Regions from separate parts of the Homo sapiens genome. Here all the other regions are linked to region 1. The links are chromatin loops, found by intact Hi-C in ENCODE. Cell type or tissue: dorsolateral prefrontal cortex. All regions are shown on one strand. Region 1 has its middle 20 kb from the start of ZNF536-AS1. Region 2 has its middle 89 kb from the start of ZNF536-AS1. Region 3 overlaps ZNF536 (zinc finger protein 536). Region 4 has its middle 82 kb from the start of ZNF536-AS1. Region 5 has its middle 140 kb from the start of ZNF536. Region 6 has its middle 100 kb from the start of URI1. Region 7 overlaps LOC107985345 (a long non-coding RNA gene).

Region 1 (4,000 bases):
CGGGCTTTCAGATGCTCTTAGCTGCAGGTGCCCTGTCAAGGGGCTGGGCCCACAAGAAGCGGTTCCGAGTCCCCAACCTGCGGCCGCGTGGAAGCCTCCTCAGATAGCACTGTTCCTCTCAGCTTGACCTCATTTCCTTTTCCAGTACAACCCAGATCTGCGTGCTGAGACATCACTCTCAGGTTGTAAATTCTACACCAAATCAAAAGGCCAAATCCTTTCTGCAAACCCACAGGCGCTCGACCTACATCACACCAAGGAGCCTGGCCCCGATGGCTATCTCAGGACCCCTGGGCAGGGGCAGCAGAGGTGTGAGCCCCCACCCCTCCAGCACCAGCTACTGGCCTTCTGCAGGACAGCAACTTCCCCGGATCAAGTGGCAGAAACAGCATCAGCCAACGTTTCCACAGAGTATGAGTCATAAATAGTCCTTTTCACATTGTTTCACATCAAAAGGCAAGCAGCCTGTGCTGTTCCCCGTCCCTCATCCCTAACATAGAAGTGCGTGAAATTTGCCCACAAACAAGGATTTGAAATTTTAAAAGCTCAATAAAGGTAGTCAATAGACACACTCCAGTCAGTTTTTAAAAAGTGTTTTTAATTGGGTCAAATAGCATGTTACTTTGGGGAAAAATAAAGATCATTTAAACTGGTTCTTTTAGTTCACATGTTTTTGAAAACTGATTTTCTGGTGCAGACCTAGTTCGAAATATCATCCGGAAGTGCTGATGATAAACGGGTGGGCCCAGGGTTCCCTCTGAACTTTAGGGGGTTCTTCTTCACTGTTTCTCCGACCACTGTTTCTTCACTGAAAGAGTCTATAGTCTCTTCACTTCAGGGCGATGGGGTAGGACGGCTGGGGTCCTGATTCCATAGTTAACCAGGATCAACCCTGGGTCTTGAGCCACCTCACTGTATGCCCGACAGCTGCCCCAGACAGGGAGGACAGTCCTCTGTCAGCCTCTGAGCAATGTTCCAGAAGCAATTTATAGATGGACTTGGTGAGCAAAAAGTGAGAGTCACAGGTGCTTCATAATAATTGCTTGCACATTTCCAGAATCGGACATTCTGTCATTTAATAGACCTAAAACTAAAAAGCTTTTGTCTGTGAAAGGTGACCAGTAGAAACAGCGTTTGGATTATATGATATCCCATAACTTAATCATATGGCTCTTAACAGGGGGACATACACAGCTGTGTCTCACTAATATGCATGCAATATGTGTAAACTGATACGCTTTAATTCTAAACTTGTTTTTAGCAGGAAGAAAAAAGCATTTAGATGAGGAACATTAAGATTCAATATTAACCATTTTTTCCCCTTTGGGCAAAATTATTCATCACTTGATATTTATTAAAGCAGCATTTTCCTTTTTTTTTTTTTTTTTTGCTATTGTGAGATGCATCCTGCTACTGATTTTCCAAACATCCTCAAAGTTATGTGGCAAAGTGAAAAAGACACAGGAACAGCCAGTAGCCCCTTTGGGGTCACAGGAAAACAATAGACTTGAAAGATACACACTTGTTCTTTTGAAGCCCGAGAGTCATCCTAACCCCTAGGACCTAGTGACAGGGGCAAAGTTGGAGTAATTAATTTAGAAGGGGGCTGACTGGTTTTCCACCTCTCCAATTACACATATTTGATTTGCCTATCCTGTCTGACGTTTTAATTGTTAGTTTATACTGGTTTAATCTGAAATATTTAAGTATATTTGCTTTGATAATCTTAACTAAAAAAAAAAACTAAGACAAAGGAATTGTAGATTAGAGACTTTATTTTCAGGGCAAAATGATACGGGTAAGTGAACATCAACTGACCAGAAATTATTTGCTTCTGTCTGTTAGACACGTAATGGAGTCATTTAACTAGTCAAATTAGGAGCTGCAGAAATGCACCATGCTTCATTACTGAGTTCGAATGGGCACCATTTTACATTTACGTCAAAAATTATCTCATAGCAAATTAATGTTTTCATTGTGCAGAAAGGCTGAAGCTATGCAGTGTTAGCGGCACCTAGAGGCCATTGCGAAAATACTTCAAAGGGATGATCTGCAAACAAGGACAAAATGATCAATAGATGAGTGGTGGTGGTGAGAGCCCTGACCCCGTTTGAAAGTAAGAGTAGTCATTGAATCAGATTGGCTCTCTTGGTGACCATATGAAGCTCTGAGGGGCCATGACGGTTTTCCTAAACTTGGCCTAGAACTAAATGTGCTGAAAGAGCCCCAAAGATTTCTCTCCTTTTCTTGTTACTCTTTAAGTCCTGAAAATATCTGTTTTTGTTTTGTTTTGCTTTGTTTTCACAGTTTGAGTTTGCTTTTTCTTTTACCTATGGGCTTACATTATATCAGAATCTCATATGTTAGCCGATGAGCATTTCTGTAAATAAGCAAGGAGAGATTTTTTTTCCTCCCACATTGTAAATTGGCATCCTTAGAATCTTTCTTTTGTCATTGGTAAAAACTTGCTGTCCGTAGAAAGAGGCAACACATGACACTGTTTCATCTTAAAAAATACTGAACTGGGTAAATCCTCCATCCAAACAGATGACCAAGGTTGGTTGTTGTCCCAAGAATGTCAATCTCTGCTCAATTTAGCGAGAAATCATGTTAAATGAAATGGCAAAGCCCTCACCAATGAAAATATGTGTTAAAATGATCTGCAAGTCGTCAGTGACGCTGGGACGTTGGAGCATACTGTCAGAGCAGAAGCAAAGGAGAGAATGGAAGCATATAAATAGCATTGAGAACTCGAGAATATTTCAAGACAATATTGATGTCTAAAATATATGTGAATGACTGCATAATGATCGAGGCAGACATAATTCAAAGTACAGTCAGAATCTGGCCTCCAACTCAGAGCTTTAAATTCTCCAAAAGACATCTGTTTGCTGAGAAAGCCTCACCAACAGCTGCGCCACATAAAGGGGAGAACCCGGGATAAGGTTGGGAGTTGGCAGGTAGGGGAGCCTCAGAGGGGTTAGGTGGGGTCCTGGAGGGCGGGCGCCCACCTTCACTCCACAGGTACCGGAAGCGGGGCTGCTTTGGACAAAGGCGAGGGAGGTGCCTGTATTTCCTAGAACCAGGTAGCAAATGTTGCCTGTGTGTTTCATCAGAAAGCGCCCCAGTTGGGCACTGTGCCTCTTGGATGCTGACAAGAAGATTTGACGTTACTTCTCTGGTCCTTAACTTTGTTTACCCAGCTGCTATTCTTCCCATACTTAACTCTTTCACCGTGCAGAAAGCAAGGGGGAGGGAGGAAGGGAAGCTCCAGGTGTGATTTTTCAGAACAAAATATAATGCTGTGATTTATTTTTAAAAAAGAGAATAAGCACGAGGAAATTGAATAGCATCCATTTCATGCTTAACCGTGGTTCACAAATGATAGTTTGTAATTAAAATTCTGTCTGCAAACCTATTCTGCAGACCCCAAAAGAAAACTTCCTCAGAATGTTATCAACTCTCCAATTTCTGTAAAGATGCCATATTTTCAGATTTCAAAGAGAGGATCTCCTTTTGAAAATAAAGAATTGTTGGGTATCGTATGAGCCTGCTAAGTACAGCATTTTAAACCCACACTGTGTTGAAAAATTCAAGAATTTGGCAGTGACCTTAAGGCCACAGATAGGATAATGAAAAATGAGGCGATGAGGGCAGTGTCTAAAGGAACTACTCTTTTGTTCTAACAGAAGCTTTGTGTGTGTGTGGCTTAAGCAAGTGGTTCAATAGAATTTCTTTGAAACAGAAACAAAAATGCTAAGAGCTGGTTACAAGTACTCTGGTCTTCTTTTCTCCTTAAAATGCAGGAAGAATTTTTACCTCTTCTCATGAATCTTGTCTGCTGAAATGTCTCAGTCTTCATGTTATGTTTACCAAGGCCAGGCCAGAGGATCTGATAATTTATAACCATTCCTATTGGGTTTTATGTAATAACTTTGGAACTCATATAAAGTAATGATCCACAAACTCTTTTAATGTTCATTATAAAATATGAAATATT
Region 2 (4,000 bases), 69 kb before region 1:
CCAGATTCCTCATAGAAATAATAATAGTATCTACCTGACATAACTATATAAGATTACACATGTAAAGTCTTTAACCCTGTTTCTAAGACTTAGTTATTGATCATTAACTGTGAGTTACAGGCTAGTTGTTCTTTTACTTATAGCTAGAAAATCACTATCTGTGTTCTATCTTTGGAGTGTAAGAGAGTTTAGAGAGGTAAAACAAGAAGAAGAAAATGGCTTGCACCTGATCGAATGACTAATGGGTTTTCCATGACAGCTATAGCAGTTAGCTACTGCCGTGTTACAAACTTAGTGGGTAAAACAACAGCAATTTATGTTTTCTCACAGGTCTTTGGGTCAGCTGGGTGATCCTGCTGATCCTGGCTAGGCTCAACTGATCTTCACTGGACTTCCTCATGATTCAGTAGGTGGCTAGGTCAGCTGGAGGATGGCTGGTCTAGGATGGCTTTGACTGGGGTTCCTTAGTTCTGTTCTGTGTGGTCTCTCATCTCCAGCAGGTTAGCCTGGGCTCGTTCTCATGATGGAGGCTCTTCCAAGAGAGCAAATGGAAACGCAGAGGCACTTCTGCCCAATTCTGCTTGCAAAGTTACCATCAATCATCCCACCGGCCACAGTCACATGGCCACACCCAGAGTCAGTGTGGGAGGAACCTAGCAGAGGGCATGGATGAAGGAGGCATGAGCCTTGTAGGTACTAATGCAATCAATCTCTTTCTGTCCCCACATCCCCAAGGGGCACATTGAGTTATATGGACAGTGGTGTGGCAGGGTGAATCTAATACTTTAGAAGATGTTTTAATTCCTTCAGTCTCAGGACAGCACTCTGGTGAGATGTTCCATTATGTTTTTCTGGTATGCTCTGAGGTCTTTCCTACAACCACCTGCTTTACCACCACTGAACCCATTCTTCCCACAAGGAAAACTTCCTTTCTTCTTTCTGCTGGTAGACTCTTTTTAAGAAAGCTGTCTTGAAAGATTGTATGGCTTCTTCACAATGTCCTAGTTCCAAAGGCCCATGGCTGGGATTGAGCAGACGCAGTTGCTGAGTCTGAAAGCCCCTGGCCTCCCTCTCCCTGTCACCCCTTGCTGGCTCCCTCCCTCATCTTCAAGGTCCTCTCCTGCTCTCTTGCCCTCAGGGGATCCATGTTCACCCAGTGGTTCTGGTATTGGCAATGCACCTGAGCTGCCCCAATGGCCAACATTGGGTCCAGGCCACAGAGAGCCCCGGGCTGGGGACCCCTTCCCTGCTGTACCCTACTCGGAGTTCTAGGTCCCCCTTATGCTTTCTGGTTTGTGCTACAGGGAAGGGCCCATGCTGAAGAGACCTATGGTCTTGCAGCGAGTTTCTCAAATGCTCCTCCTGCCCTTGATGGATGGGAAATGGTGTCTTTCAAGGCACTGGCATCCAGAGTCTGACCCTAGTAGGTGTGGGTGTACTCAGCACAACTGTGGTCAGGTGCCCGAGAAGCCAAGATTAGTGAGGCACACCTCCACATGCAAAAGCAGGGGCTCTGTCTGTGGAGTGGGGTACCTGTGTGTTTCTGCGGGCATGCCAGGGAGGGTATGCTGTAGTGGTGCTGGGAGCAAGACTCTCCCAGCCCCTCTTCCAAAGGAGGCTGAGGAGCTGCTGTGTCTCAGCCAATGGATGCTCTGGCCCAGACGTCATCTAAGCCCTCTGGGTTCAGGCTCCTATGATCCTGTGTGGAGCTGCAGAAACAATAGGGTCTCGAGGAAATTCCAGCTCATCCTACTCTTTTCTTCCTCCCCTTTGGGCCCGTTTCTCACCAGGGTCTCCACAGTGGTCAGAGCAACTCCAGCTCCTGGCTGCTTGGAACTCTCCCTGCTGGTGACCCCACTGACATCCTCCATGGATCAGATGGGGGCAGCAGAGACTGTGTCCACAGGAAGTGGACAGCTGTGACTGCAGGTGGCCCCAGCATTTTCCAAGACCTGTAGGAGCCCATCGGTCCTCATTCGATCTGGAAGTGATTTTCCTAGAAGAATTGGGTATTAGCTTCTGGAATTATGAGCAGGAAAAGCTTGCTTTAGAAACTCCAAAATCTGATATTCCATCTGAATTTAGAAAAGCAGACCTGATCAAATTCACTATGTAAGTAAAACTACTTATTTAGAAAAAGAAATAATAGTCAACTAATAAGTTCAACTACTTCTCCTGCCTCTAAATTTATGATGGAAAGTTAGAGTTGCTGGAGACAGTGGCTCCCGCCTGTAATCCCAGCACTTTGAGAGGCAAGGCGGGAGAATCACTTGAGGTCAGGAGTTTGAGACCAGTCTGGCCAACACAGTGAAACTCTTTCTCTACTAAAAATACAAAAATTAGCTGGGCATGGTGGTGGGCGCCTGTAGTCCCAGCTACTCAGGTGGCTGAGGCACAAGAATCACTTGAACCCGGGAGGTCGAGGTTGCAGTGAGCTGAGATTGTGCCACTGCATTCCAGCCTAGGCAACAGAGCCAGGGTCCATCTCAAAAAGAAAAGAAAAAAAAAGTTACAGTTGCTTGTGGTGGTTGAAGATTTGGCTTTGAGGACTGGAAACAGCTCTTGCAGGGGACAGAGAGAGGCCGAGATCAGCTGATGGCTGTGTCCTTTCTTGGGAGGACTTTCTGGATGTCTGTGGCTGGAAGCAGGACAGTAAAGAAAAGGAGTGGGCCAGCGCAATGGCTCACCCCTGTAATCTCAGCACTTTGGGAGGCCGAGGTGGGCGGATCACGAGGTCAGGAGTTCAAGACCAGCCTGGCCAACATGGTGAAACCCCATCTCTACTAAAAATACTAAAATTAGCCGGGCATGGTGGTGCACCTATTATCCCAGCTACTCGGGAAGCTGAGGCAGGAGAATTGCTTGAACCCAGGAGGCAGAGGTTGCAGTAAGCTGAGATCGTGCCACTGCACTCCAGCCTGGTGACAGAGCCAGAGCGAGACTCCTCTGTGTAAAACAAAACAAAAACAAAACAAAACAAAAAAGAAGGAGTTATGTCCAAGAGTCAGGAAGACACTGAATGTCGCAGGATTCCCAGTGGAATCCTCTGAGGGAAAAAAGAGAGGTGAGGGTCCGCGGTCCTGCTTCCCCAGAGGTGAGGCAGCTTTTGGCCATGTTGTTGGTAGCAAAGACTCACTTTCAGCTCTGGAAGCTTTGGCTGGCAGCTGGGAAAACAATGTAATCTGGAAGTTCAGGGAGACCGAGGCAGTGACACACAATGGGCAGACGTGCACCAAAGGGAGGAGGCCGAAGCTCTATAGGGTGCCTACTGCCAAGGGAGCCTGTGGGTGTGATTCTACTGCTCACACAGTTGAAAACAATTCTCTACATGCTGCAGCTTCCAATTCTCTACACAGCTGATGTCCTGGCTTCTCTTCCTAGTTTCTCTTTTTTTTTTTTTTTTTTTTTTTTCAGACAGGGTCTAATTCTCTCACCCAGGTGCAAATGACCAGTGGTGTGATCATAGCTCATAGCTCACTGCAGCCTCAAACTCCTGGGCTCAAGTGATCCTCCTGCCTCAGCCTCCTGAGTACCTGGGACTACAGGTGCATGCCATTATGCCAGGCTAATTTTTTTATTTTTTATAGAGACGATGTATTAGTCTGTTCTCACACTGCTGATAAAGACATACCCAAGACTAGGTTATTTATAAAGAAAAAGAGGTTTAATGGACTCACAGTTCTTTGTGACTGGGGAGGCCTCACAATCATGGCTGGTGGAAGGTGAAAGGCACGTCTTACATGGCAGCAGACAAGAGAGGGAATGACAGCCAAGTGGAAAGGGAAACCCCTCATAGAACCATCAGATGTCGTGGGACTTATTTGCTACCATGAAAACAGTGTGGGGGAAACCATCCCCATGATTCAATGATCTCCCACTGGGTCCCTCCCACAACACGTGGGAATTATGGGAGCTACAATTCAAGATGAGATTTGGATGGGGACACAGCCAAACCATATCAGATGTGGTCTCACTATGTTACTCAGACTGGTCCTGAACC
Region 3 (4,000 bases), 200 kb before region 1:
TCATCATAAAAAACCTTTTTACAGAGCCTCTTAGAACAGATCTCTAGAAGAAGGCTTACAATGAGTGGCAGAGACGTCCTTTGTTATCTGATGTAATTCTTTGCAAAGAAGGATTGGGAACGGAGTGGCTGTTTAAAAATGTCTTGCTCAGACCGAGATGAAGAAGGGGTCAAGTTTGCAATCAAACAGTTATTGCCGAGATGGGCGACTGTCACTGGCTAGGCTAATGTGGGATGCAGCTGTTTGTTATGTGAGCAAAAGAATGTTTGAATCAGTGAACATGTGAAAATGATTCCAGTGAACCAGAAAATGTGTTTGTTCTTTGGCTCTCCAAACTGCTGAGAACCAAGCTTAAGATCAACTGCGAAAACTAGGACCTCTGACAAATTGAGAGGTCATATTTTCTAACAGAAAATGGACAAAACTAGTCACACAGATCACTTCCCCATCTTCCCCCTTTGTTTTATTTTTGTTTTGTTGTTGTTTATTTGACTTACCAGTAATTTCACACCGTGGTCAATGTCATTCAATGTAGCCTCCGTGTACAATGCAAAGAGAAACTGTTTGGAAAGCAGCAGCTTATTAATTTTACTTTTATGGCATTTAGAAAGCGGGGTGGCTGTTTCGATGCCTCCTCATTTCTGGCTTGCATGCAAACACTCTTATGGCATTAATCTTTGCATCTTTCTCTAAAACCTCCTCTAGGGCTGAGCTCGAATCCTCGCTTTGCTCTGAGTCAGAACACAACCAAAGTTCTGTTTCTTCAGATTTTGCTTTGGAAATCACACTCAGAATAATTAAAACTTAATGTACTAAGAAATGATACTGTTCATTATATCCAACAGGGCAGTTACCTTCTGAATTCCACATAATTTTGGAGTGGGGATAATTGAAGTGTTGATGGTGGGAAGGGGGTAATTGAATGCATTGACCCTCTGTTCATTAAATAAAGTCGGCTAAGTTACAGGATCAATGGAAAGCCAGGGAGAGATGCGAAGATGAAAATATCGTTAACCCCTACTACTTCTGGTATAATATTTTGAGATGGACAAGGATTATTTGGTCAGCTGGGCTAAAAGCCTTGCGAGGTCTTCTTTTGTTGTTAGAGCTGCATTCCTGAAATGCTGGGTCTCCATCCCATTGACCACAGCATCAAAGGCCTTTATCTGGGGCGCTTTCGCATTTACATGGGGTGTATAGTGATATGATAGATTTTCTTTCTTTTCCACCTCTTTTTCTCATGTGGCTCCCCCTCCCTGCCCCCGTTCACGATAACCGGTGCCTGCTCCACACACAAACAAATCCAGGCACCCAAAAGAAGAAAAAGAAAAAGAAAAAGAAAAAAAATTTGAGTTTGAGGATTAAGATCTTCATTTTTTTTTTTTTTTTTGCTTGTGCATTCCAATTGTTCTTAAAATATTTGGCAATGTCAATTAGTAACTGAGCAGAGTTAGCTGATGAACACAATTTTCCAGTAGACTGAGCACCCTATTGTTGCCGAGCGAACAGCAGATTTCTGAGGTCATTATCATTCGCTGGTTGCTTGGCCCAGCTGCTTCCTGCTGCAAAAGCCAAACTTTATACCGGAGCTCGGGGAGGCTGCAGCAACAGGGGGCTGGAGGGGGGGAGAGGGGAGCTGGCTGCAGAGCCGAAGACAGTCATTATCAGCAGAGGAAACAGAAAGTAAAAGTTTCCAGGCAATTCCAGGAAAACTGCCGGAGCAGGCTTCTTCCTCCTGTTCCAGTCCAACCACCTTCCACCTCTAGGCAGGGAATTAAAAAGGACTTGGGGAGACCCCCCTGGGCATGGTGGCAGCTAATCTCTTTGTGGAGGAGAACTTTGGAAAACAATAATCCCATTTATAAATAATGCTTAAAAATTTTTTTAGCCCAGGCTCAAGCATGTGAGTGATGCCCTCTTAGATAGCCTCCTTCATTGTTATATATTTAAAAAATCATTTTAAAAATGATATTAGGAACTTGAAATTAGTCAATTTGGGGATGACAAATAGGCAACATTATTTAATTTTCCAGAGGGACCTTATGAACAGATCATAGTCTGAGATTCCTTTTAAAATCACATTTAGCCTTAAAGGTTCCCCCTACGCCTCCCCCTGTCCCCTGCTTCCTTATTTTTCTGCCCCCAGCCCACCCCAACTCCAGCCTTCCTTCCCCACCTCCTAATTTGGGAACTGGTTCAGTGAGATGAAAAGCTGCACTTTTTTTAAAGCTCAGCTGTGAAAGCCGAGCGCCATATGCAGCCCTTCGGTCTCTGCCGTGGAAGCGTGTGCAGGCGGCCGCCGTGTTTGCGGAGATTTACGGAGGATCGGCTCGTGTGTGCCGAAGCTGTGCCCAGGCGGACGCCGGCCAAGGCCCGTCCCCTGAGCTGAGAGCCGAGAGCTGAGGTGGCCGCCCGCCTAGGCGAATAAGCCGGCTGGTCAGGTGGCTCCTGGGGAATGTCAGATGGGGCACAGGGTCAGAGGCCCCCGTGTCTTCCCCTGGCGGCCACCTTTCCGCTGGGGCCCAAGGGTGGTCTGTCCACTTGGGACGCCCTGCTCGTGCCGGGATCGCCGTTGCTCTCAGATGCTGGTTCATGTGCGGCTGTCACATCATCCTCCTCCTTCCCCGGAGCCGGATGCCTACCAGCAGTTTCTTTTTATAAACTTCCCATTCACTTGGTAGACTTGTATCATCTCGTGCTTAGGAGCGATGATTTGGGAACAATCAGTAACACTTCGGGGCTTTTACCATCTTTCTGACCCCTTTACATGGAGCCATAAATCCCGCTTCTCCGGGGCTGCTTGATGCCAGTCCACCGTCACTTGGCATTTCAGAAAGAGGGTACTTGCACAGGCTCTGAAAGTCTTCAGACTAGGAGTGTAACATCAGAGATGTGTGGCATAAAATTGCAGAGGCAGAGCACCCTCTCTGCTCCAGCACTTAACAGGCAGGACATGGTTTTGCTTGTGAGGGATTAGATTCGAGGCCGCGGAGTCACTCAAATGTGTTTCTCTGGCGGCCTCACTTGGCCCATCTGTGGGATGGACACCGCTGTTGCCTGGGCTGCCCTTCTGTTTCCAACACTCCTGCCCACGGAGCTTCTGAGGAGCTCCATGAAGCTCTCCTCCCTATGCATGTTAGCGCAAGGGACGGAACAGTTCATTTAAACCTAAATTTAATGGAAATAAGGAAAACATAGATTAGCTAAGGACAGGTTACAATGAGGCAAGGAATTAAGCGGTCAATTTTCAAAACAGAGCTTGAAGCATTAGCTGCGTGATTTCCATTGACTCGAATGGGAGGTTCCAGGCTCAGGTCTTGACCACCACCTTGGGTGTGTTGGGGTGGGAGTTAGTAATTTGCTTTGCAGACAGCCACAAGGTGTCCCTTGATTGATGGTTTGGCCAGAAGCAGGTATCACGAGCTTCCAGGATCTGACTCTTACCCACTCCCATGCTTACCATGCACTCAGGTAGCTGGGAAATGATGCCCACTGTGTTATGTGAGCCCTGCCAGGGGCCACTTCTGCAGAGCTGGGGCAGCCTCTGCATAGAGGGCAGATTGGGGTCCTTCTGGCCGCCCAGATCCCTTCACTGCCAGGTTGCTTATCTTTCTAATTCTTTCTCTGGTTTGAAGCTTTGTGTCCTGTTCATAGGAAGTGCGTTCCCAGGAAGGGTAAGGTAAGACTTTCTTCCTCTACATCTCAGTGCATTTCCCACGTCTGCCCCTTCTCCCTGAGAAGTTTCTGGCAGGTAGCCCTGATGTCTCAAAGGGGTGGGGACAGGGCTGGCTTCAACAAGGCCTGTTATACTGGCCTCGATATTCCACTGGTTCTAGAGAGAGACCGTGGGTATACTTGGAGACCTAGAGATGGAGACAGTGAATTTCATGGGAAAGAACTGTGCAGGGAGCATTTGGAAGCCTTTTGAGCCTGGGAAGTCAGGGGAGTGAGTAGTTAACTCCTTTACCCGTAGAGCTGTTTTGGAGCATTGATGGCAGGG
Region 4 (4,000 bases), 62 kb before region 1:
CCAAGGAACTTTCATTGTCTGTACCACATAACTTGATGTCTGAAATATCAGTATTTGTCACACTGCAGTGGAAAGGTGTTTGAGCTAATATTTTCTTTTATCCCAGAAACATACACTGAGCTCATACGTATCAGTCAATCAGACAAGATCCTCTATATACTTCCTCTAATCCCCCAATCACCCCTGCCCTCCTGGAGCTTACACTTAGTCTGTTTGGATCCCACCTCTGCCACTTAATAGCTATGTATATTTGGGCAAGTTACAAGCTATTTCTAAGACTGAGTTTTATCATCCGTAACATCTAGCTGACAACAACTTCTCTGAAACAGGTTGCCCAAGTCTCGTTAATGTGAATACCCTCTGCTTATCCTGGTTCCGTCGCTGGATGGAAGAAATTTTGATGGACAACTAGGTTGCTTCATTGTTCTATAGAGGCAAAAAGGGGAGTGGAAATCCCATAAATGGGTCCCAGCATGCGCTGGTTAGTGAGAATGTGCGGCCACCATGTTCTATTGCATGTTAGTCACGTAAGTCCTAAGGTCAACCTTCTGGAGAGGAAGACAAATGAATTCAGAATCAGGTGGACAAATGCATGTAACTGAAGGAGTAACTGACATAAGAGCACCTTTTGAAAATCAACTCAAAAAGCCATGGAGTTTCCTTCCTTCCTTCTTTTTCTGCCTTCCTTTCCCCTTCTGGTACTTGATATAATTTCCACTATTGACTATCATTTTTAAAAAGGCTCTCCTGGCCAGCCAACTTCTAGAGGATGGTCATAAGCTGGTAAGCAATGAAGCAACTGTACCTTCTGGAAATTAATTACAGGTTCAACACAGCCTGCTTTTTGCCCACCTGTAAAATAGTGTGTGGATGGAGAGTACCATGAGTATTGCATAGTATTTAATATGCAGTCTTGTAGTCCAAGAAACACTTGTCAACATTATGTAATAATCTATGATCAAAAACTAAAACTTGTCAACTTCAAGAATCAGTTGCATTCTAACTCTACAACTGAAACTCATTTAAAAGTATATGAAAATCATGAGGAAGAGATTCAATTAAAATTAATTGAAAGTATGGAAAAATGATTTGCAGTGATATAAATCAGTACTTATTGCTTACTTTAGCTTATTCTATAAGGGACTCTCTAAGAACAACTAAAAAGATTTCTAAATGTGTAAAGGACAAATAACATGACTCTGTCCACACATATCTTGAAGATTTAAGAGGAGCTATGATACCTTTTTCCTTCTAGATCCTCAACCAGCCTTTCCCATCATTGCTACTTTTCTGGACTGAGAGACATAGCAGAAATCCAATTGCAAAGATTTTTCTTTTTATTTTTTTAACTTTTGAGTGTGCATGCAATTTCACTGATAGCAGGATCTCAGCAGAGAAATTAACTTCAATAATCTATGGATTACAAGACATATCAAACCTTCAAAGCAGTCCAATGTTAGATCTATTCTCAGAAGGGTTTAAATGGCTTTAATAGTTAACAACAAATGATAGAATGCATTTTCCCAACTAAATCAAGATCAGTTGGTATTACTCTCCCATTCTCCGAGCCACTTAATTATGGCAAGCATGGTCTCCATCACCCATGGTGAAGCCCTTGAAGTGCTCATCCCCCGGGGGTGCCTGGTTTTGCTTCCTGGCCTAGCAGACATGGCAGGATCCAGGCAATACTGAAGGGCCTGGTTAGACTGTCCTGGGCAGCCTGCTCCAGCATGCCATCACTCATACCCTTCATTGTCAGTCGAACTATTGATCTTCAGCCTCCTAAACTGGAGACTTCATTCCCTGAAAGGATTAACAAGGACATGTTTTAGGTGGCAGACTTCTGGGGAAAAGCTCCATCCCTGGAAGACTGGCCATGGGAGTGGTGCTTGCAGAGCTAAACGAGTCGAGGCATGCTTTATGAGAGACGAGGGAGAAGCCCGGAGCCTGCATGCATGCAAACCCTTTCTGACCTGCTTATTCCCCATTAAATTTGCAGCCTGTAGCAGTGCTCAGTCTGAGGTCCAGAAGGTTAAGTTGAAGTTGCTTCTGTAATTGGTGCATTAAAAAGGCACTTCTGTTTACTAACGTCTTGCAATCAGTTGGTGCATGCATGGCCTTGCCACTTGTGGCACTCTTCTTCCTCTTGTGGGAGTCCCTCTAGATCTCATAGGCCCCAGCTGCAAAGTGCACTCAGTCTTCATCCCAGAGCAACACGTGGCTTCCCAGTGAGCTCCCTCAGGCGGCAGCTGTGCTTTGAATCACAGATGCACCTGCTGGGCTGGAGGTCACATTGTTAGGCGCTGATCTTTACTGGCTCATATGGTGGTCTGGGGTCATTTTGGCAGACAGCACCCTAGCAGAAAAAGCAGAGTGTTCTGTCACCTAACTGTTGAGCATCACCACGGCAGTGGCATGCCAGGTACAGCCCTGAGCCCAGAGTCTCTTTAGATACATATGTGGTCATGACTGCATTAGTAGGAATTGAGGGTCCTGATCACCATGGTCAGTGAGGGGGACAAGGTCCTACCTGTTTGGCCCCAGTTGACCCCTTTGAGGAGGAGATTGGCAGACTAAGGCCAGCCAATGGGGAGAAGCAAGAGGATGGGAGGTCCTGAAGCACATGAGGTGGCAGTTTCCCTGTGTGAGGGGACCACTCACACAGGGAGTTGCACACAAACATCATGGGAAATGCATTCCTGTTTCCATTTTTTTTCTAATTTTTCTGATCCAAACCAAGAAGAAAGTATCAGTTTGGTGCTGCTCTGCCTTTAACACCTCTCCAACATTTGCTCATCACAGTTTTTAACCCAGAGAGAGAAGGTCTTAGGCCCAGAACCTTTTCAGGCAATTGCTTCTAGCTGGTGTTTAATAACACTCTCATGTTTTCATTGTTTTATTTGTGTGAATATTTTCTAATTATGTTGAGTACTCCTGGGCTTCCGTTTATGGTTCAGTTATAGAGCTTCCTTTTGGAATAAATTTTCTTAAAAAATAAAAAAGAATTAGTTATTTTTTTAAGTAAGGAAATAATAGTACAGGTGACATGCGAATATGGCAAGCGTCATAGAAGCATTCTAAAGACAAGCATGTTTTGGAAACATTGGGATGTGAGGTGTGGCCAAAAGAATAGAGCTATTCAGACTTGGTGAAAGGGAGCTGGGGTGTTTCTGAATGTGCTGGAGAATCCCCAAGAGACCTGAGAAGAGGGATTTAGAGAAAGTTAGAGGACATTAGATTTTGGTTCTCAATAGGAAGGAACCTCCTATTAATTATCACCTTCCAACCCTAGGGCCATGCTTGGGAGGGCTCTTTGCATCGGTTACCACCATCTGTATTTGCATCTGCTCTTTGTGTTGGTTGCAACCATCTGCATGGTTTCCATGGAAGAAAGGCTCTGCATTGCCCGAGGTCCCTCTGATTCCAGGATTCTGTGCCCTAGACCCTCTGTTGGCTCTTACAGGCCATGAAAGGCAGCGATGTTGACTCTTCCTGCTGGAGATAGCAACAATAGAGCCACACTTTGGTTTAAGAGGTTGCTTGAACAATGAGAAGAGGGTTTTCTTTTCTTTTGATTATTTTCTTTTGAAGTTGAGGAGTCCACCCACAACCATGTTTTTCTTGAACTGTTGTTGCTGTTGAAACCGATTACCTCCTTCTACTGGCAGCCCTCAGGTTATGGATGTTTGAGAATGGAGTGCAAACTGTTTATTTGGGGGTGATCTCAGGAAGCACAGGTAGGGGATAAAGAAATGAAGCAAGGACAAAAAGCAAAGCAAAAAGAAGGGTGTGTTACCAAGCTGGTCACCATAGTGAGCAGCACTGGGGGACAAGGTAGAGCTGGGCTTAGAGTCCACCCAGTGGAGCAGCAAGGAAGCTGGGGTGTTCATTCTTCAACTCTGTATCCATCATTGATGGAGGGTTGCTTGTAGTGGAATTAACCCTCTGGCACTTCCAGCCTGCCCTGTGTGCAGCCTGAGTGTATTTTCATCACTAGAAA
Region 5 (4,000 bases), 420 kb before region 1:
GCCCCGGGAAACTTTCAAGAGGGTCTGGGGGGTGGGGGGAGTAAAAAGGGGAGGGGGTAGGCTGGGGCCGCGGAAACTTCTGCTCAAGTGACTTTCCCCATTTTCTCCTCTGCCTGGGACGGGGGTTCGCCTTGCGCTCTTTCTCTGGTCCGCGCTCACTGCGGGGTTCCGGCCCCTCCGCCCGTGGAGAGAGGGTAATTTGCAACCTTTTTTTTTTTTCAATTAAAGTTAGCTGATGCTTACAATGTGTCAAACTTGCGGGCGCCGAGAGCCGCTGAGATCTGCCATTTTGTGATTGCATCGGCCTCCTGTGCCCCGGGAGCCTGGCCAGGCTGAGGCCGGAGAGTTGGTTTCAGGGCTGAGGTGCCAGGGTCCGAACCCGCGACCCCAGGAAAGGCCGTGGCGCCTGCAAGCGCAGGCGGCGCCCGCAGCACCTGCCCCAGCCGGGCCTCGGCCTGGGGGCCCAGCCGGGGGCCAAAGAGGAAATAAATAAATAAATAAGTAACAGGTTATGGAGGGAAAAGAGCCGGCCAGTCCCAGGCTGGAGAAATGAGGCCAATCAGAGCGAGGAAGTGCGGGCGTGGGGGCTCTGGAAGGCAGAGGAGAGGCAGGGCTTGCGCGGCGTCTGGGAAGAGTGCAATCTGGGGGGACGCCTCCCGTCCCCCCAGCGCAGATGCATGACTGGGGTAGGAATGATCTTTGCTGATAAGCCTTTTTCTGTTTGCTTCAAGACATTATTTTTCGAAGATGAATTGAGGAAAACAGTCGTAGGCGAGACTCGGGGTGTATTTTAGGCAAAAAAAAAAAAGTTAGGGTTGGGGGAGAGCTTTCCTTTGATGAGTAGGAAAGTGTCCAGATCTCGACGCGCCCATCTGTTGCAGTTTTGCAAATAATTTAAAATATAGATATCTCCATATAGACGGATGTATGTGAAGTGGAGGAAGGTCGAAACGCGGGGAAGTTAGGGAAAAAGAAAGAAAAAGGGCTGGGCAGAGAGAGACCTGTGTTGCTCACTCTTCACTCTGCGGAGTGAACTCCGGCAGGGCTTTCTTTGGGGACAGGTGGAAAGTTAAGTCCCCCCCTTTTCACTTCTGTATTGTGAGTGGTTCCTACTGTGTGCCTGTTGGAGAACATGTCCACCGTTCCCGAGTTAGGTGGAGGATTGGAATGTTGGGGGGCGGGGAGCGTTGGAGTTGAGGACGCAGTGGCCAGGGGCTGGGGGCCGAGAAAGAGCAGGGCGGGGTCTCAGCCCCGCGTGCGGGTGGCAGCGGCGGCCGGGTTTTGTTTGCCAGATATTGTTATGTCTAACGGGTGCCTCGCCGGAGACGTGATTTGTCAGCCGCCTTCGTTTTCACTTTAGCAGAAAATACGGCAGCTGCGAGGTGTCCCGGCCTGCGGGGCTCGGGCACCCGGTGCGTCCTGGGGGCTGGGTCGTGTGCGCGGGTGGGAGCCGGCGGCCGGCGGGGCCGGGGCGAGGGGCGAGCGGGAGGGGCGGAGTGAGCGAGCGCGCGGTACGGCCCTCCGGTTCCTCCTGCGCCTTCTCCCGGCAGCCGCCGCCGCCGCCGCCGCCGCTGTGCAATTTAGCAGAAATCCGACAGGGGCCGCGTTTGCTGAGCGCATCCGGCGGCCGGGCAGCCCGAGCGGGCCGCCGGGCCTGGTCGGCCGGTGTAGAGGCGCGGAGGGGGCCGGCGGAGGGGACCGGCGGGGATGGGCGCGGGAAGCACGCCTGACCAGAGCACGCGCCGTTCCCCAACCCTGGTGTCCCCGGCGAGTTGGGCAGCCCCGCGCGCCCTGACCTTGACGCCCCAGTCTCCAGCCAGGGCTTAGGTGAACTTGGGGTGGGGTGTGCGTGCGTGCGTGTGTATGTGCGTGCGTGTGTGTGTGTGGAAGGGGTGGTGAGACTGGGAACGCGCTGTTTTCTTTCCCAGTTTGATACTAGCAACTGGATTTTTACTTTAAGACCGGCTTTGCTCTCTGCTGGGGTTGGGAGGGGGGGCGATCTTTTCCCATCACTCACATCTTTGTTCATTGTTCACTGAGTGGAAGGCAGGCGACTTAAAGAGACGAAAGAGAGGAAAAAGGGGTGAGAGACGGAGAGAGGAAAAAGAGGGGGGCGGCCAGAAGAGGGAAGGAGAGGCGTGGGGACAGGGCCCCCGCCCCCGCCGGGGTCGGGTTTGATGGTGAAATAGTAAACCCACGCACGGAGGGTCGCCAGGAAAGTGGACATTACCGCTTTAATTAACTTCGAGATGCTCCGGCGGCGGGACCTGGCGTAGCCGTGACGCGCCCCCATAAATCTGCCCGGCCCGGGGCTGCTCCGAGAACTCGTACAGTAGCGGCGTCAGATCCATCCCGCGCCTCCCAGTCCGGAGTCCATTTGCATAATTGGATTTTTTTTTTTTGCCTCCTTCTTTCTCCCTGAAACTTGTTTGAAAACCCAAGTGAAAACCGCGACGATCTGCACACTCAAAAGCAAGTGCCAAGTAAGTGCCCTGCGGTGGCCTCGGCGCGCCCCGGGGTGAGCGCGCAAAGCCGGGAGCGAGGTGCCGCGAGCTGCGCGCCGCCCCGGGCCGGCCTCGCGTGTGGGCGGCTGGGCGGCTGGGCGGCGGGAGGACGGCCTCCGCGGGCTCCGGGACTGCCCGGCTGGCTGCTCGCACAACTTTTTTTTTTTCCCCCGTCTGCTGACTTTTCGGGCCAGGTGAAGTGTTTGGGCCACGCGTGTACCTGTGGCGAGACTCGGGAGGCGATCTTGGGGGGCGCGCGGTCGCAGTTGGGCATCTTGCCTGGGTCGGGGGCGGGCAGTCGGTCCCAGTGGCCGCCGCTGAGGGCAGAGCTGCGAGCGAGCGGGGCCGGCTGCTGGTCGCGCCGCGCCGTAAATGCAAGCCTGTAGCCAAATGCTTCCCCCATTATTCTAAGGTTTGTGTCTGCGTGTGCGTGTATGTATGTGTGTGTTTGCGCTGTGCTTTTAAACAGAAAGAAAAGCAACCAAAACAAGAGCAGGAAGGGCTTTTTCCTTAGCTCGTCCCCCTTCCCCCAGCATCATTTATTTCTTTTGCTTGAAGGAGAGTGCAGACCTTCTTTGCTAAAGACAGGGTCACCGAGAGATTGACAATTCTGTTGGAAATGCCATCAATCCTATAGCGAAAATGTAGCTGCATTTATAAAATACCAACCCTTGCCTGATAAGGAAAGTGGTTTCACAGTGTCTCAAATTTTATTGAAAATATGTAATATTATTATAATGATTATTTACAGCGTTCAGAACCCAGGGGAAAAGTCGATTTGCTTGGGGGAAGACTAGAACCCTAGTTCTTGTTTGCCGGCCAGCCTGGGAACTTGCCTGGGGCTGCGCCCACCACCCTGAAAGCTGCTGCGGGTGGTGGGGGGGGCTCAGCTTTCAGTCCAGGGAGTCGCAGGGGGTCGCCCCTGCAGCCCTCTGGCCTCTGCTCGGGGAGAGCCCAGGGCTTCTGGCTGAAGGCTGCTTTAGTTATGATGTCATTCTGATAGCGGAGTGCAAATGTCTCCTGATTCCACCATTAACCGCCTGGCTGATTTGCTTGGTAATGATAGCACTGACGTCCTGCTCCCTGACAAATGCAGAACCGCCGAGCCCTAGGAATTAACTTTTCCCCCCACTGAGGAGAAACCCGGCTGCCAGAAGTCTCAGCACTGGGCCTCTGCCTGTGGACTTTGTCTGCCTCAGTCCCAGACACTGACATACATGACAGGCCCCTGGGCTGAGGGACCCGTTTTCCCAAAGTTTAGAAAACTTTTAAGACTTTCATTTCCAGAAGACCCTTAATCTGGTCAAACTTAAGTGCGATTGTGACCAGGCAGAGATATTTGCATGTGACCAATGGCAGGGACTCTGAGACCATTGCATGGAAGACTTGCCTCCTACCTTCAGCCCCTTAACTGTGTCTTCATGTTAATATCACTGCAAGTCAGCCGGATTTAGTGTTGATTTTTAACTAGTGTACAATGATTTAAGATTTCTTTT
Region 6 (4,000 bases), 600 kb before region 1:
TGAATGTGCTTAAGAGCACGGAGCCGAATGTGACCTGTGCAGGTTTTCCACACGGCCAGGACTCAGACCTGTGTGTGTCTTCTGTGCGGTTGTTGCACACTCCAAATCTGGTCTGTGTGGGTTCCTTAATAAGAAAGTCGCTGTAGGAAAAGCTGTCCATGTTGGAACTATGCAAAAATCTCTGAGAATTGGAAAGTTTTCTGGAAATCTATTGATTTTTTTGAAAAGTAAGGAGGTCAGTTTCCAATAACGATGAAAGGGAAGAAAACCCAACCAATGAATCTATGATTACTACCACAGTGGGTGTTTAAAACAGAAATATTTTTGGAACATGACATTTTATGTTGCAATGGAATCAACTGATGAGGGCTTGGGATGGGGGATTCCCTGATGGTTAATATCAGATTGACTAGGGACATTCTTCCACGCCAGCCAATCTCAGGAACACGGGAAGACGTGAGGGCTCCACAGGGTTAAGTGTGGACTGCCCATGGAAGAGCTGAGGGTTTCCCTATAATTATTCTTCATACTCTTCATCTTGGTGATCATTAACTTGGCATCAGCACCCTTTGGGGGCTATTTGTCCATTTTCAGCTGTTTCCTCTTGAACTATAAAGGCTCTCTCAACTTTGAAATGTACTGACCAGGCCACACTAGTAAGTTGTGGAGCCTGAATATATGGCAGCTGATGAATACAATGATGATGGTAGACATAGCCTTCCTTACGACGGGAGCCGCGGAAACCATCAGTCAGTCGACACCTTTCTGGTAACCTGGGCGTGGTTCATTACCCAGGTGGCATTCTCTTGCTTTGGAAATTTAAAAAATGGCAGATTTCTGTGTCCTAATAGTGGCAAATGCAGCTGTTTTTGTTGTTCATTTTAGCAAACTAATGACTTCTGCAAAAAGACGAACCAAGATTAAAAGAAATCAGATGTGTGTATTTGGTATGCAATATTTTTGTATTACAAATAGCTACATTCTAACCCACATTAACCCCATGATATGTGAATTTTGCCAACTCCTGCTATGTCTTTTAAATCAAATCCGGTAAATCACTATGAATGTTCTAATTTCTAAACAAACTAGTCTTCCAGTAGAAGTGCTTTAACACTGTACTGCAAATTAGACAACCTAAGATAAATGGACCATCTTTGTTAATTGTGTAGTTTAATTGATCAAAACTACCAGATAGGATTTTTATAGTGATTTTGCTTAGTATCAAATTCTATACTATTAAATAGCTTGTGAGTCATATATTTGGGGTCATTAAGATATATGCTGTTATTTAGCGTCTGTTAACCTTATTAAGCACCTTCTTTTTGGTCTAGTTCATGTCACAATATGAAATTGCTTTTAATTGAGATGACCAACTTCCATTACATTGTTCAACCCCTGTACAAAGCACTTTTCATTTTTGCTCTATTGATCGAGCAGCAATTGACTTGAACTATATTCAGAACCTGGTGGGGGAAGATGGGAGAAGATTTCTTGAAATGTTCTTTTTGCTGGTGGTTTTTTTCTCTGCATACCCCGCTGTTTGCTTGTAACTAATTTTGCATGCCAGTAGGTAGCAGTGGTGAGCAGAGGCACAGACAGAAAGCTGCCAGTCAGCGATTATAAATTATTATTCATTTCTGTTATAGGTGGGGTGTGCAGTCAGTTACAGTAATAATTACCAGGACTAGAGGGTTTCCTAGGCAACCAATTTCCCCCCTCATTCATGCTGTTGCTGAGAGAGTTCCTGTAAAGCATGACATTGCTGTATTCTGAGGTTTGTTGCCCCCCTGCTGCTCCAGGTTTGAGGTTAGTTACAGCATCATAAGACGCTCTCAAGCATAGAGAACTCAGGCTGGGCTTAAAAAGCATGCCGGCAGCAGGGCCTCTCCGCTGCTGCTTCACTTTTAAGGGACAGGGTTCCAAAAATGCAAATCCTGCATCTTGCTTGGTAACAGGAAGATCTCTTTAAGTTGCAGAACCTTTTATTTTTTATTATTTTGAAGATAGTGGATCATTTCATTTTTATAGTTTTATTATTTGATAAAAACGTGCAGAGACAGACCTAAAACTAGACTTCTCCTTAGGATTTGAGTCTAATAAATCAGTGGGGAACTGTCACAGCTAATCATGGTTGTGTTTGTTGTTTATTCAGTTTTATGAAAATGGCTCATGAAGAGAAAGGCAGCACTCTTCCTGCAGCAGCAGAATTAGTCCTTTATGTAGTAGGAAAATAATGGAAACCACATCTATTATCCGGGATCTATACATGAATCATATTATCCTATATTTGGGGGCTCTCCAATCTTTCATTTTAATGAACTTAACATCAAGTGCTTTGCAGTGATAAAAAAGTAGTATTTGTTTGTGTCTGCTGTGAAAAAAGATAGGGGTTCATGTTTCAGTCTTACGTGGAGATGTGAAATGTTTATCCATTTACAAGGCAGAAGTCACAAACCCAGACACAAGGCATCCGATCTCGTCCTCTGCTAGATGATTACAGACATGTTCAGTGCCTCACATTGGACCTGTGTATTTATCACCGCAAGTTCTCAGCAGGATGTAAGTTGTCTTCGTCAGTGTTCTTGGTGGGGACACCACCAGCGCTAGGCATGACCGATGAGTTCCTTGTCTGTGAACCATGACTGGGCTCTTGGACTTCTGGAGCTGCTTATACTTCCTGCAGGTGCCTGCTGTGTATTCAAGGGTGTGGTGGGGAACCTGCAGTCAAGTTCCAGGAGCAGCGAGGCTGCATGCAGGCTGGCTTGGTCCTGCAAGAGGCCACTGCTAACAACTCTATGCCTTTAGCCTTCCCTGGGTTTCTGGAGGAAAGCTGCCTTCTGCCCTGGACCCAGCTCCATCCTGCTCCGGAAGTGGCCCTAGGGTCCAGCTGTGCTGGGCAGTGAGACCTGCCAGTCACCATTTGTCCAAAACGTCTCACTGAGAATTGGCTTCCCACTTGAGAAAATCTTGAGGTCTAGGCCAGGCGCGGTGGCTCATGCCTGTAATCCCAGCACTTTGGGAGGCCGAGGTGTTTGGGTTACTTGAGGTCAGGAGTTCAAGACCAGCCTGGCCAATATGGTGAAACCCCGTCTCTACTAAAAATACAAAAATTTAGCCGGGTGTGGTGGCGGGTGCCTGTAATCCCAGCTACTAGGGAGGCTGAGGCAGGAGAATTGCTTGAGCCTGGGAGGCAGAGTTTGTAGTGAGCTGAGATCGGGCCACTGCACTCCAGCCTGGGTGACAGAGTGAGACTCTGTCTCAAAAAACAAAACAAAACAAAAAAAGGAAATCTTGAGGTCCAGTTTCTTGAAAACATCTCAAAGGTACTAAACATAAGTGCTCAGTCACCCTGTTAGATGTGGGCTTATGGAGTGATTCATAAAAATGAAATATGGACTATGTTTTTGATATAGATACTGTAAAATGTAATTGGCTACATGAATCCATCAGGCTGGGTTCATCTGTAGTTTAGGTTTACTTTAAATTGCTTAATAATCTTTTTAAAAGTATTTATAAGCCAGAACTATGAGACTAGCACCTGCCAGCCCAAACAGTATTATCAGGGAATCCCAGTTTTTTTTTTTTTCCCCCTGAATCGTTTAACAGCCTAAGTAGTAGAGTGTCTCTTGAAACGTAGCAGTCTGCTATACTTCAGGTGGGGACTTCCACACAATTTAGCAAAGAAAATAATTTTTAAAAATGTTCCTATTGCATACTACTCTGTGGCATAAATTATTTAAATGCAGTGCTTAGCCAAACTAATGTTACAGATTAGATGATGAACTGATAACGTCATATACAGTAAGTTAAAGACATGCAATGAAGTCGTTATTTACTTATGGACAACTACCCTTGCAAAACAAAGTCAGGAAAAGTGGGTGATGTTCAAATGAGGCCATTTGAACTGTAGCTTCAAAATAATCCCCTTTAATTTCATTCTCTGCATCTCTAAATTCTGGAGAAAGAAGGAATGTCTTCATCATCAGAAGGACCAGTCTCC
Region 7 (4,000 bases), 920 kb before region 1:
ACCTTTTGACGTCTACAGCCCGATTGTAATACACTTAAATGTGTATTCTCCACTCCAAGGTGAACATGGGATGTGTGTAACATGCATGTTTGCTTATCACACATGTGTATGGCCTCCTTCCAAGAATATTCATAGCTCTTCCTATATCCCGTTGAATATGTATACCTGGCCAACCCATTCAGCTTGAATTCCTGTCTTATCCCCTCCCACCCTTCCTCAAAGTGCCTGCCTATTGGCTTCTACTGGAGACTACACTTCTTAGCCAGTCAGGGTGGCTGCCTTGCAGGTTGTAACTCTATATGAGAAATAAAGCCCTCCTTTTCTAAATGATTTTTAATTATTTTAAATGAGTGATTTTTAAGCTAGCAGACACCAGCCCGGAATCTCTAAAGGTTGCTGAGAGAGGTGGTAAGAGCCACCTGTGCGTTTCTCCTGATCAGGAGCCTCTAAAGCCTGATTCTTCAGGGTTCGCCTCCTCGCCTCCCTCCTCAGCTCCTCCAGCCCTCCCTCTGTTCAGTGTGCCTGGCCCAAATGAACTGGGAGCTCCAGACCTTCTCGGGGACTTCCCCAAAGTCTCTATAACACAAGGTGTTGGTGCCACAGACTTTGACTGTTGGGTCTACAGTGGCCAGTGAGGGTTCAATGTAGCGGCGTGGCTCACCAGGTGCCTGGAAGGGAATATTGAGACCTCCTGGTTCTTGAGAGTTACTTGGGCCCAGCCAGGCTCTCAGCATCTTACAGGGTCTCCTGCTACTCTCTTATCTGTGGACCAGCCTCTTCCTGGACTCCTTTTCCCATATCAGGGACAATAAAACACTCACCCACTCCAGGCCACAGCTTTTGGGGTCCAGAGCTCTGAACTAACACCTTATGTTTAGTGAGGTCAAATTTTTAGGCTTAGTGCCCATCTTTCTTCTACTTAGTTTTATTTTAAATTATTTTTTAGAAACAGGGTCTCACTGTGTCACCCCGGCTGGAGTGCAGTGGTATAATCATAGCTCACTGCAGCCTGGAATTCCTGGAATCAAGTGATCATCCCACCTCAGCCTCCTGAGTAGCTGGGACTACAGGTGCATGCCACCACACCTGGCTAATTTTTAAATTATTTTTAGAGACAGAGTCTCCCTGTATTGCCCAGGCTAGTCTTGAACTCCTGGCCTCCTGCCTTGGCCTCCCGAAGTGCTGGGACTACAGGCATGAGCCACCACACCCAGCCCCACTCTTCTAAGTGGAGGGAAGGTTTAGTCTGCCCCCGTAACGAATTATGCAACACTCTTTCCCCCTTAGAACATACAAGCACTCTGGTCAAAGTTTCTGAGATTTTATTTTAGGAGCATTTTTCATTTTGGCTAAACATAGACATATATACCCACAAGACTGCCGGTTAAAACAAATAAAATATCATCTTGAGGAAACAAGCACATCTTGAGTAAGTTTCTTTCAAGATGTTTTGGTGCATTCTATGCTATCACTTTGCAGAACAATTTGTTGTCCATGCGGTAACTTTAGGGGCTGTCTGAGATGGTCTGTTCCTAAAAGACTGTGGATGGGAGAGGTGACAGTAAATCCTGGAGAGTGGAGTGAATCCCAGCCATTCTGTGGACAGGTGGGCTGAGGGAGAAGTTCAGAGGGCACTCTAGAGTGATTTGCAACGTCTCAAACAGAAATATAACATCTTCTTTCATCCTCTGCAGAGTCTGGAGCTAAATTCACACCTTTTTTTCCCCTTCCCTCACTTAAAATCAAATTCTCGCCCTTAATACTTCCTTTCAGAACTGCACCGAAAATGACGATGTCTTCTCATGCATATGAATTATCCAAAGTGTAGGAAGATGCGCCCCCACTGGAGTACGCTGAAGCCTTTAACCCAAGTACATTTAATGCTGCGAAGCCCCGAGTGAGGCAAAGGTGTCTTTTTATTTTAGAAGACATTTAGGACAGTTCATGTCACTCTGCACAGATGCACTGAAATTGATTGTGGGGCAAACTATAAAGAGAGCTTATGCTCCCCAAATCTGTTTCCGAGCCAGGTAGGATGATGAATTCTGAGGTGGGACTGAGGGGGAACGGTGGCAGCTCTCTCCCCTGCACGCACCGGCCAACTACTTCCCCGTTTGGACATTGGCGTGACACCCTCCTTCCCTGTTCATCTGTGAAAATGTGCAGCGTTTTCATTTAAAACCTCCTGCTCCAACATGGGGCCTTCTGCAGACCGCAGGGACCCCCAACAATTACTTGTTGGAAGAACAAATGAAGCATAAAGCATGATACTTTATTTTAAACATACAGGTGGCACAAATTTATTTCCAAAGATTTAAGCACCTGATGACTTCTCCTTAGAGAAAAAGCAATAAAAGGAGCCTCTTCTGTCACAAATTTCCACTTAGCATGGTTTGTGCAGAGGCAGAATTTCAGGCTTTTACCACTGAGCTCTGGACATGAAGCAAAGCTAACACTAGAGGGTGCTATAGATTAGGAAATCCAGGGACCATGGGCGCCGGAGCGCGTTCAAGACGCTGCCCTCCCGATTGTAACCTAACAAACTGAGCGTGTCACTTTGCCAGAATTTACCCCTTCACCATTTCTGCTATGATGAAATTATCCAGATATGTTTAATTTGAAATTTTAACTTAGTCTGTGATTATGTGGAATTTCAACACTGGCTGTGGCCCAGTGCAGTGGCTCACTCACACCTGTAATCCCAGTGCTTTGGGAGGCCAAGTCTGGTGGATAATTTGTGGTCAGGAGTTCGAAACCAGCCTGGCCAACATGGTGAAACCCTGTCTCTCCTAAAAATACAGAAATTAGCCTGGTGCCTGTAATCCCAGCTACTCGGGAGGCTGAGGCAGGAGAATTGCTTGAACCCTCAGGAGGCAGAGGTTGCAGTGAGCCGAGATCACGCCACTGCACTCCAGTCCTGTCTAAAAAAAAAAAAAAAAAAAAAAAGGACTGAGCCCAGGTCTGTAGGATAGACACTTTGTGTTTGTATCTTAAGTACTTTGCGATCTCACCCTTACAAACCTGATACTAAATTCCACTTACCTACTTCAGTCCTTCTCTGAGGGAAGGTGGAGTTTGGAGGCAATTTTAGGAAGCAGGATGAGGAAACAGGGAAGGTGACACAGTGAAGGACAAGCCAACACAAGGGTGGATTACCAAGGCTGGTCCCCTCTACAGGCACCCAGGGCTCGGTCCCACGCGGACTGCTGAGTAGACAGAAGACCTTTCAGAATCTTCTGCCTCTCCCCCATTTGCTGAGAGTTCCCTGGGAACGGTAACCCCCGTACCTTCGGGCTGAACATATGTTTGCATGCTGAATGGGCTCTTTCTGCCATCCCATGCCACAGCATTCAGGAAGCCCTGGGGCCAAAGCAAACAGCATGCTTGAGGCAAGGTGCTGTGAGGCCCAAATGAGCTGAAGCTTGCACAAAACTGCTCACCACTGCCATAGCTGAATCAGCGGAGGCCAGGAGGATGCGAGGCGGTGCCCGTGATTGTCTGATCATCTCCCTCTTGGACCGCTGAGACTCAGGCATGCCCTGCATCAAATCCAACCTGTCACCAGGTCTTCAAGGGGGAGGCCTGCGGAAATCCTACTGTGAATGAAACTACAGTTGCTATTCATCGTCTCCCTCCTGCACCTACCACTCCAGATGTCCCTCACTCTTGGCCAGCACTTTGGCTTGTTTAAGTTGTGTGCCAGGTGAGGTGACCACACCTTCCCCCCTGCAGTTTCTGAGTCTTTCCTGAGCTTTGTCTTGGTTGGCCCTTGGCTGCTGTGACTGCCTATTTTATCTAATTGCAGGTTCAAGATTCACCAAGAAGGCAGGGCGCAGTGGCTCACATCTGTAATCCCAGCACTTTGGGAGGCTGAAGCAGGCAGATCACTTCAGCCCAGGAGTTTGAGACCAGCCTGGGCAACAGAGCAAGACCCCATCTCTAAAGAAAAATAATTATTCAGGTGTGGTGGCACATGCCTGTAGTCCCAGCTACTCAGGAG

The links. A loop is a pair of places that touch in the nucleus more often than their neighbours do. Peaks named below come from ENCODE experiments on the same cell type or tissue, not always from the same donor. Only the 100,000 strongest peaks of a DNase experiment are listed, where the experiment ranks them.
Region 2: a loop joins it to region 1, with 5 times the contacts of the local background. A loop is called at or near these places in 4 of 110 quality-filtered maps.
Region 3: it touches region 1 in a loop (2.7-fold over the local background); 3 of 110 quality-filtered maps call a loop at or near these places.
Region 4: it touches region 1 in a loop (2.9-fold over the local background); 4 of 110 quality-filtered maps call a loop at or near these places.
Region 5: a loop joins it to region 1, with 6 times the contacts of the local background. A loop is called at or near these places in 63 of 110 quality-filtered maps.
Region 6: a loop joins it to region 1, with 4 times the contacts of the local background. A loop is called at or near these places in 8 of 110 quality-filtered maps.
Region 7: a loop joins it to region 1, with 2.8 times the contacts of the local background. A loop is called at or near these places in 34 of 110 quality-filtered maps.

The regions. Positions count from the first base shown.
Region 1 is chr19:30,648,179-30,652,178 of GRCh38, forward strand. It overlaps a transcript of ZNF536 not described here. Among named protein-coding and RNA genes, the nearest start is that of ZNF536-AS1, 20 kb to the right of the region's middle. In dorsolateral prefrontal cortex, CTCF peaks have their summits at 2,007 (motif pointing left) and 2,208; DNase peaks (open chromatin) are centred at 353 and 2,033; H3K4me3 peaks cover 452 bases; H3K27ac peaks cover 3,635 bases; H3K27me3 peaks cover 652 bases.
Region 2 is chr19:30,578,989-30,582,988 of GRCh38, forward strand. It overlaps a transcript of ZNF536 not described here. Among named protein-coding and RNA genes, the nearest start is that of ZNF536-AS1, 89 kb to the right of the region's middle. In dorsolateral prefrontal cortex, a CTCF peak has its summit at 1,892; DNase peaks (open chromatin) are centred at 1,889 and 3,209; H3K27ac peaks cover 2,525 bases; H3K27me3 peaks cover 560 bases.
Region 3 is chr19:30,448,703-30,452,702 of GRCh38, forward strand. All of the region lies in intron 2 of ZNF536 (zinc finger protein 536), which reads left to right. Among named protein-coding and RNA genes, the nearest start is that of ZNF536, 78 kb to the left of the region's middle. In dorsolateral prefrontal cortex, no CTCF peak of the experiment used is centred here; DNase peaks (open chromatin) are centred at 1,559 and 2,451; H3K4me3 peaks cover 2,899 bases; H3K27ac peaks cover 3,513 bases; H3K27me3 peaks cover 934 bases.
Region 4 is chr19:30,585,859-30,589,858 of GRCh38, forward strand. It overlaps a transcript of ZNF536 not described here. Among named protein-coding and RNA genes, the nearest start is that of ZNF536-AS1, 82 kb to the right of the region's middle. In dorsolateral prefrontal cortex, no CTCF peak of the experiment used is centred here; a DNase peak (open chromatin) is centred at 2,223; H3K27ac peaks cover 3,679 bases.
Region 5 is chr19:30,226,191-30,230,190 of GRCh38, forward strand. It overlaps a transcript of ZNF536 not described here. Among named protein-coding and RNA genes, the nearest start is that of ZNF536, 140 kb to the right of the region's middle. RefSeq lists a silencer at 1,477-1,866. In dorsolateral prefrontal cortex, a CTCF peak has its summit at 1,591; DNase peaks (open chromatin) are centred at 308, 1,216, 1,641, 2,281 and 3 weaker places; H3K4me3 peaks cover 4,000 bases; H3K27ac peaks cover 4,000 bases; H3K27me3 peaks cover 2,986 bases.
Region 6 is chr19:30,045,041-30,049,040 of GRCh38, forward strand. No RefSeq gene overlaps it. Among named protein-coding and RNA genes, the nearest start is that of URI1, 100 kb to the left of the region's middle. RefSeq lists an enhancer at 1,485-1,564. In dorsolateral prefrontal cortex, a CTCF peak has its summit at 1,568 (motif pointing right); no DNase peak of the experiment used is centred here; H3K27ac peaks cover 2,682 bases.
Region 7 is chr19:29,728,182-29,732,181 of GRCh38, forward strand. All of the region lies in intron 2 of LOC107985345 (a long non-coding RNA gene), which reads left to right. Among named protein-coding and RNA genes, the nearest start is that of C19orf12, 15 kb to the left of the region's middle. RefSeq lists a silencer at 356-550 and enhancers at 2,511-2,560, 2,681-2,730. In dorsolateral prefrontal cortex, CTCF peaks have their summits at 2,460 (motif pointing right) and 2,665; a DNase peak (open chromatin) is centred at 2,500.